2 separate regions of the Homo sapiens genome follow, and region 2 is linked to region 1. The links are chromatin loops, found by intact Hi-C in ENCODE. Cell type or tissue: endothelial cell of umbilical vein. All regions are shown on one strand. Each heading gives the region's core, and the rest is flanking DNA. Links, peaks and the distances in the headings are about the cores only. Region 1 overlaps PRDM5 (PR/SET domain 5). Region 2 overlaps MAD2L1-DT (MAD2L1 divergent transcript).

Region 1 (4,411 bases), core at 196-4,195:
ACTTTTAGTTGTCTACGTTTTATATTCCTTCTGGAATCTGTTTAAAAAAAAGTTTAAGAAATGGGGAGTTCAAAGTATAAAGAATTCCTGGACATTTTGGGAAGCACTGTTTATTTGAGAGCAACTTTGGAGGAATAATTTAAAGATGCATAGGTCCCAGTTATAACAATATGATTAATTAGATGATCCCACACATAGCTCTGTACCCTTTTTTATTTTAACAATTTATATTAACAACATAAAATTATCTTTATTTAAATATTTTACAGGATCAGAAATTGTTAAAAGTGAGAAAGTAGGTATATGCATTTGTAAAGTTTTATTTTTTTACTCATTAAAGTTTGTAATTTTAATCAGATAATTGAATTTAAGTAATTTAAAAGCATATTTACATATTGGATGCAACTGTAGACTCTCATTGTGTTGAAGCCAATTACTTCCAATATGAAAGTAATGTAAATTGTCCCATCTCATCAACATATCTCTTCTCTTATGTGCTCCCATCCTGCCATTTACTTTCTTTCTCCAACCTTAGCTTCTCATTTTAACAGAATGTTACCTTACTTATGAGCAAGAAATCTTTAACATAGGCTTTAATGTTACATTTTTACATTTTTGTGTTTCATTGAACTAAAATTCTGAAATATGCTACATTTCATACTAAGACTGTATGAATATTATTATATGCATCAACTTTTGCTTATAAAAATTGAGATGAAAATTGTGCTTAAAACTTAATAAATGTTCAGAATATCAAAACTTTTATAATAGCAGGATACTACATATTTAGAAATTCTATTGTACTTCCTTAAAAAACAAGCAAGGACTATATGCTTTTAAATAAATAGATGTTAAGTTGCATTCTGGTTAGCTTTTATTGCATTTAGTATTATATATTTATACAAAAGACACTGCTGAGCAAGAGCTTATAGTTAAGGTACTGCTAAAAATTTAAAAAGGCAAAAGACAATGAAAAAAGGGATCACGAACATGACTTTATTCAGAGTTAGTGTAGTTTCATTTTTGTCTTAGAGTTCCAGTTTTTGTTTTCTTTTCTTTCTCTTTTTCCTATTTCCCTTTAGTGTTCTTCAGTGCACAGCGAAAAGCAGTCTAAAGGAGTCTTCGCGAAGTTTTCAGTGCTCTGTTTGCAATTCTTCCTTCAGTTCAGCATCGAGGTTTTGTGTCTGAGTTATGAAATGGCTGTTATATAATTGTGGGTCATTTTTTGCATGCATACTTTCATGCTTCTTAGTAATTCAGTTTCACATACCTACAGAATTTAAATGCTTTTCTTCTTACCTGCATAGGTAATGCATGGAATGACCCCGAAACTCTACTAGGGAGCATGTATTACAAAATCTTGCTGATGTTTGAGTTTTGTAGGTATGTCTTCACCATTTCTTCCTGTTCCGCTTTGCTGGTTGTCTTGTAGTTTTGAGCAGCACCAGGAGACTTGCCGGGGGGATGCCAGGTTTGTGTGCAAGGCTGACAGCTGTGGAAAGAGGCTGAAGAGCAAGGATGCCCTGAAAAGACACCAGGAAAATGTCCACACTGGTGAGGAGTCGTTGGAGGGTCGTTTCCGAAGGGGCTTCCTTTCCCCAGGCTGCAGCGATCTGTTTTTAATTCTCGCTCTTGAGGAGAGAGCTGGCTTTTCCATTGTGTTTCACACAGATGTGGAGCGCTGGCAGTGGATTTTTTTCTTTCACTGAACACTATTTCTTTCTCAGGTTGAATTTAGCAGCATTTGTTCTTTTTCCCATTCCTGAATTAATTATAACTGTAAGCCTTAGTTAAAGTCTAGTTATGTTTGGGTGGTCAGATGCATTAAGAATTAATATTTTTAAGTAACAATTTTAAATGTTTTGGCATGTGACATTTCTTTTATAAATTGTTAAAATTTATCATTATTAAGTGATGTCCTTCTGCCTTATTATTTTTACAGTAAAAATCCAACTTGTGAAAATACAGTTCTCCTAAGTTAGAGAAAATTGCTAACACATTTTGACATTGGAATTGAATATGTATGGATTAACAAAACAAATATTATTTGAATTCCATCTGATAGCTAGCTAAACAATAAAACAAATATAAAATTTGACTGTCTTTTGGGTTTATCTGCTTAGCACATGGTATACTGTCAGTAAATATATTTTGGCTTAGGGATTAAATCTATTGCAGTGAGTTGAACAGATGGCTGTATTGTCTCAGTTAACTTTTTACTTCTTGTCTTTTTACCTCCAAAGACTTCCTCCTTAAAGGAGGTTGAGATTTATGAAACCCTGTGTGTTCTTCTCTTCATATTCTTTGTTCATGTGTTTATTTTTGCCCTTGACTTCTGGGAAATGGGTGGCTATGTGTCTCTGGATGTGGGGGAAAGTGGATTTCTTTTCTCCCTTCAGTTGTTTATTCTTATATTCAGGAGAAGATGATAATCTGCACCCAGCATCTGTATCCTGTATTTGTTCATTGTCCAAAAAGTATTCACTTTAATAATAATACAGTTATAGAGGCTAGCGTGAACAACTGCTAGCTGCGACTTTGCATCATTGGTTTGGGCTGCATATTAAGTGCAACCTATGGTGAAAGCTCTGTGTGGTGGAAGTAGGGCCTTGTGAAATGCACCTCCAGCTTGGTGCCCTTCACTAGGCTTTTACAGTGTTCTGGTTTCTTTCTTTCCTTTTGAAGAATACACAGCTGACTTAGGGAAGATGGATTTTTTTCTGAATTCAGTATACTGGGGTCTTCCCTATGATTGCAAAAGGCAAGCATAACTTTTTGATAGACTTGCCTTCGTAGTTTTTTGATTTTCAATGCTGTTCTAGTTAAAATGCTATTCTTAATTTTCTTCATCTATGTCTGCAATATATTGTAATAGAACTTTCATGTCAGTTTTAAAGCTTAAGTTTGCTGAACTAAGTAAAAAACCAGATGCATACGAAACTCTGGAGACTTGCATTCTTATTACTGGGCATGTTGTCTTCAGGCTGTGCTATAAGCACAATGTCTTTGAGGCTTCTTGTAGTTGGCCTTGCATATTGTAATATTATTAATTCTGGAAATTTATGGTGATTTTGTAGGAAATAATTCATAAAAGGAAATCTTGTTTTATATATATTTTTTAATTTGTGGACCATATAAAGTGTAAAATCTTGCTGTATTTTAGCTAACGGTTACTATGCCATATGTTTTGCTGGGGTTGGTACATGATGTCATTCTCTCATTCACAGTATGTCTCTTGCTTCTCCCCTTTCCTCCATGGGCTGCACAGGCATTGGAGGAAAGAATATTCCCTATTGGAGATAGCAAGCAAAGCAGCTCTCATATACATGGTTGTAGAATCCTTTATTATAGAAAGGCAAAGGCACTCAAAGAAAGAGATCTTTGATGGCAAATGTTTTTTTGTTAAGGTGATATGAATTGAGGATGATGATTAGAGAGAAGCTGAATTTTTCAATATGGATCACATTTTTCCATAGCAACCATAACATGGGTAGGTAGGTTCTCAGACCAGCTCCTAGAAGCATACTTAGCTCACAGCGTGTTGAAAGTTGAGTACTTAAGTGATTGTGTATTCAGTACAGTTGTATTAATTTCCTCACATGGCCTACTGGTATAAGTAATGTGTTCCTAAATGTTTTTGAAAGTTTAAATCTGAAAGTCAAATATCAGATTTACCTAAATAGGAAAGTTAAGACAGTATAACATCTAGTTATGGCTTTGCAGGTGCTGTTATCCATGAGCCTAGGGGAGCTGGTAGAGTGGTGAGGCTCCTCACAGTTACTTAAGAGGGAACAGAGTGAAGGGGCTAAGCTCCTCCGTCACTTCCCATCTTTCCCTTTTGCTTAGATTCCATGGTTGCTGACAAAGAGACTTTGCATTAATGGGAGATAACATTTATCTACATTCTCAGATGAATAGTCATACATTTTTCCTGTGTGTCTTCTCAGAGGAGCTAGGATTCTTCTAGGGTGAAAAAGAGGAGAAGCCATGAAAAGGAGAGAGAAGACTGAAGATTGGGGATGAGGGTTTGATGTATACCCTTTGATACCTGCAGGCAGAGTTGTGGCAGGAGTGCAGGGGTAAAGTGAGAGTGGTGGGTGGAGAAATCTGTTTCTTTCTCTCCTCTCTCCTCCTCGGACCCATCCAGTGGGAAGGAGTAGGGCCTAGTATCAAGGAGTAGTTGCTATGAGGGCTAGGACAGGGCAATAAAGGATTATTGGTGGAAGATGGACCATCCCAACTAGTAGGACCTGGAAAAGAGGGAATATTCTTTCTGAATGGTGCCTCAGGTATGATATGTTTAGGAAATTGATGACCAAATATATGCTATCAGATATTCATTTTGCCTGGGAGAATTTTCTCCTTTAGTAGCCATGTTACTTTTCAATCACTGAGAAGCATTTTCTTGGCT
Region 2 (4,411 bases), core at 73-4,072, 660 kb after region 1:
ATGAACCAAAAAACAGATGATTTCAAAGGAAAATATAAAGCATTTGCCTATATGGATAAGCCCAAGAGGGCACATACTGTCAGAGTAGAGACTAAACTGCCTTAAAACACCTACCACCAATATGTCTTATCACGTTTACATTTTATCTAATTTACATTTTTTCCAGGGGGTGCCTGAGATATTTTCAGGGGGTCTGCAAACTCAAAACCATATTCATCATAATATTCAGAAGTTATTTTCTTTTTACATTTTCCTTCTTTCACAAATACATAGTGGAGTTTTTCCAAAGGCTATGTGATGAACTGGATACAGAAATAGGTACGAGGATCCAGCTATATTCTGTTAAGCAAAATACTGAAGAGAGTTGAAAAAAAAAAGTGCCACTTTCCTCACAAGTATTTTAAGAAAATGTATTTATTTATTTATGATTTTTTTGAGACAGGGTCTCAATCTGTCACCCAGGCTGGAGTGCAGTGGTATGATCTTGGCTCGCTGCAACCTCCACCTCCCAGGTTCAAGTGATTCTCCTGCCTCAGCCTCTTGAGTAGCTGGGATTACAGGCACCCGTCACCACACCTGACTAAATTTTTGTATTTTTAGTAGAGACGGGTTTCACCATGTTGGCCAGATTGGTCTCTAACTCCTGACCTCAAGTGATCTGCCCTGCCTCAGCCTCTCAAAAATGCTGTGATTACAGGTGTGAGCCATTGTGCCCAGACTAAGAAAATGTTTAATTTTGATGAAATTATGCACTCATGTTAACATATAATGAGTTTATTACTGTTGATTTAAATTAATTATTATTTTAAATATATAAAATACTCTAAATAAATTAATAGTTCTTGGTTTTAATTTCTAAAAGAGTAAATACCTATAGATACAACCTACTTAAACAAAAGCTTCTTGGAGGCCTCAAAATTTATTTATTATTTATTTTTAAATTGACTTTCTCTTATTAAGAGCTTTTTTTTTTTTGTGAGATAGGGTCTTGCTCTGTCACTTAAGCTGGAGTGCAGTGGCGCTATCTCTGCTCACCGTAGCCTCCATCTCCCAGGTTCCAGGGATTCTCCTGCCTCAGGCCAAGTAGCTGGGACTACAGGCACACTCCACCATGCCCAGCTAATTTTTGTATATTTAGTAGAGATGGGGTTTCGCCATGTTGTCCAGGCTGGTCTCGAACTCCTGGACTCAAGCAATCCTTCTGTCTCAGCCTCCCAAAGTGCTGAGATTACAGGCATGAGCCACTGCACCAGCCTAATAGAGTAAATATCTATAGATATAACCTGCTTAACTAAAAGCTCCTTGGAGGGCTCAATAATTTTTAAAAGTGTAAAGGATTCCTGAGACCAAAATATTTGAAACCCCTTACACAAGACTTGTGTATAGTGGGTACACTACAATTTGAGTGCTGTTTTCACATTCACATCAGCTTGCAATTCTTACAATACAAAGAGTGCCTCAATAATAACTGGACTCCATGGACCTTTGGGCATACTTATTCAATATCAACATCTCAAATGTTAAAAATCACAACTTCCTAAGTCCATTCTAGTTCAGGCTGAAGCTCAATTATGTATAAGTCACACAAATGAGTTGAAAAAAATAAGGTTGCAATTGTAGGTTGGATTGTATCACTTAAGGTTTTGGATGCCAGGCTAAGGATGTATTTGTCCACGCTGTAGAAAGTCAATTAAGATTCTGAATATGAAATAGTGGGAAACAGAATTTGAAAGAAGTGTGTAAAATCAAGTGGAGATACAAATATTGAGGGCAGAGGAGAAAGGAGAAACACAAGTTCTAATGTAATAAAAATTACTACAAGAAAGAATGTATGTTTTATTTTTTAAAAATTAAAGACATTTGAAAAAAGGAAAAGAAATTATTTTTAAATGCTGTAAGTATATAAAGAGTATTCTGTGCAAAGCATAACTTACTTTCTGTTGTAATGCATGAGTTCTTTTATGAAGAAATGAACTTAAATTTTGGTCAAGTAACTTGGTTAAATTATAAGTTAAATTGTTGATCAATGAAGATGATTATACATTGGAATAGATCATAAACAGACAACAACATCTCTCTCTGAAGATATTATAAAGATTAGTAGTCCATATGATTATAAGCTACAGCAGATCTCTAATCGAGGCAGTACAATGAAAAGTACAGTGAAACACAGCTGAGAAGATCTGAATTCTGGTCTGATTATGACATACATTAACTTTTTCATCAGTAACATAGACATATTCTGGGTATCTTTTTTCATATCTTATATGTTCTTTATAAGGGCCATCTTGTACATGAAGGTACATGTTGAATATAAAATACTATTCACCAATTGATAACTTATGATGATGAGATCTGTGACAACTAAAAAGCCTATCTATTACTATGACTTTAGGAAAATCTAGAATTCATTCTTCTTTTACTCATATGTTTTATTCCAGGGACTGAGAAAATAGCAGTGAGTAAACAGATAGGATATTTGATGCTCTCAAACTAACAACAGAAACACAAGTTTTTAATAAAAATACTTGGGTTTATACTGGAAATCAATGTTCCCAGATCTTATAACAAATATAAGTATAAAAGTTATACAAGGTCCTGCTAAATGATATTTTCTTGATTTTTTTGGTGATTTTGTAAAAAGTTCAGCAAAAGGATAATTCAGAAATGTCGAAGTTGCAGAAGTTTGCAATTTGTTGATGGTTATGTTCCAAAAGGTACAGTATGTATCCTGAATGTTATCCAGACAAAAATCACAAAAGAATTCATTAAAAATAAACAAAATCAAATAAAGTTGGTAATTTAATCAAGTTTTGTGGTTTGCTTTCCTAAAATTGACTCAAATATGTTAAAAGATAATCCCCTGTGAGAGGATTTCCTAGATTTGCATTCTATCCTGTAATGAAAAGAGGTAAGTATATTGTATACACAGACATAAACAAAACCTCTGCTTATACACAAATACATATGCTATATATACATGTTTTTAAAGAGAGGGATTTATTTAGGTGAAATATATTATAGTCTTTTGAAAAATGCCTTTAAAATTTTTCTTTCCCCATAATGAAATACAGTAGAAAAAAAGATAATTTTACAAGAGTGTTTCATTGTTGCCATCTTTATATTTGAATAGAAACAAAAAGTTAATCTTATGACAAGCCAGGCTTTGATAAGCAACTCTTTGCATTCTCACAGCACATGTAGCAATAGATAATAAGATTGCCACAATTCAGTTGAGTAAGCACATCAATTGACAGTGAGATCAATAACAGATATTAATAAGCTTTTCCCCAAATACACACCACACACAACCACACACATACACACAGAGCTATTCCACAAAGCTTTAAACTTAAGTCATTTGAGATCAATTCCCTAATAATCAACTACTTTGCAAAAGAGGAAGGGAAAACTATTGGCTTAAGTTGGTAACTTTGTGACAGTAGTCCAATGGCAGGTATATGTCACATTACACACACCAAGAAAGGAAACCTACTTGTTTCCTCAGGTGCCAAAGATGGAAAGATAAAGTTGCATATTGAATGTTCACGGTGATGTTAATAACATTTTAATATTATTAGACATAGACAATGTTTATATCATATTTTAATATTATTAAACATGTACAATGTTTATATCATAATATTTTAATGTTATTAAACATAGACAATGTTTACAACAGCAGACTTTAGGAAAAGTATTCAAACCTTGTTTACATTTGGGAAAGTGTCTCCAGCTACATATTCATAACAGGTCTTCAGGGGAAAAATATAAGACTGGTTTAGAAAAGCTCTATATACTCCAGAGATTTTCTTTGAAAAATCAGCAATTATTAAAATTATTATTTTATAATATTCACCTTCTCAAGCATGTTTCTATTATATATAATAAATTTACAGATCAAATTTAAATTCTCCAAACTAAGATTTTAAAATTTTTAAATTTTAAAAACTTCATTGAAAATAAAAAATGCACAGTTTGAAAGTGATATCTGAAATCTTCACCAAAAAACTTAAAGACATTATTGACCTTCACTGAAAAAATGAAGTAAATAACATATATGGCCATATTCAATAAATTGAGAATTTACCTCTTAATGATAGAGAAGAAACCGTTCAAAGCAGATGAAACCATTGAACCATTGCCAATAATTGTGAAATGATGCACACCTATAGAAAACAAGCAAACATTTTAACAGAAAAATTAAAAAGAAGTTACTCTTATTAAAGGCAAATGGTTTCCCATGGGGGAAAAGTGCTCACAGTAATTGATCAAAAGCTCTACTGGCCAAGAGAAAACTCAATAAAATAAGAAAAGAAAATACATATGACAGAAAAAAATTCAATGGGGTAGAGCTTAAATGTAATTCCTTGCTTAAAACAGGGCATAGGTCAAAAGTGGGAGAGGACCA

What was found. A loop is a pair of places that touch in the nucleus more often than their neighbours do. Peaks named below come from ENCODE experiments on the same cell type or tissue, not always from the same donor. Only the 100,000 strongest peaks of a DNase experiment are listed, where the experiment ranks them.
Region 2: a loop joins it to region 1, with 6 times the contacts of the local background. A loop is called at or near these places in 5 of 110 quality-filtered maps.

The regions. Positions count from the first base shown.
Region 1 is chr4:120,813,596-120,818,006 of GRCh38, reverse strand. It overlaps PRDM5 (PR/SET domain 5), which reads left to right. Exons shown (of 16, transcript NM_018699.4): 6 at 1,083-1,175; 7 at 1,433-1,554. Among named protein-coding and RNA genes, the nearest start is that of PRDM5, 110 kb to the left of the region's middle. In endothelial cell of umbilical vein, for the core only: no CTCF peak of the experiment used is centred there; a DNase peak (open chromatin) is centred at 2,446.
Region 2 is chr4:120,150,301-120,154,711 of GRCh38, reverse strand. MAD2L1-DT (MAD2L1 divergent transcript) reads right to left here. Exons shown (of 4, transcript NR_187429.1): 3 at 4,091-4,169. Among named protein-coding and RNA genes, the nearest start is that of MAD2L1-DT, 86 kb to the right of the region's middle. In endothelial cell of umbilical vein, for the core only: no CTCF peak of the experiment used is centred there; no DNase peak of the experiment used is centred there.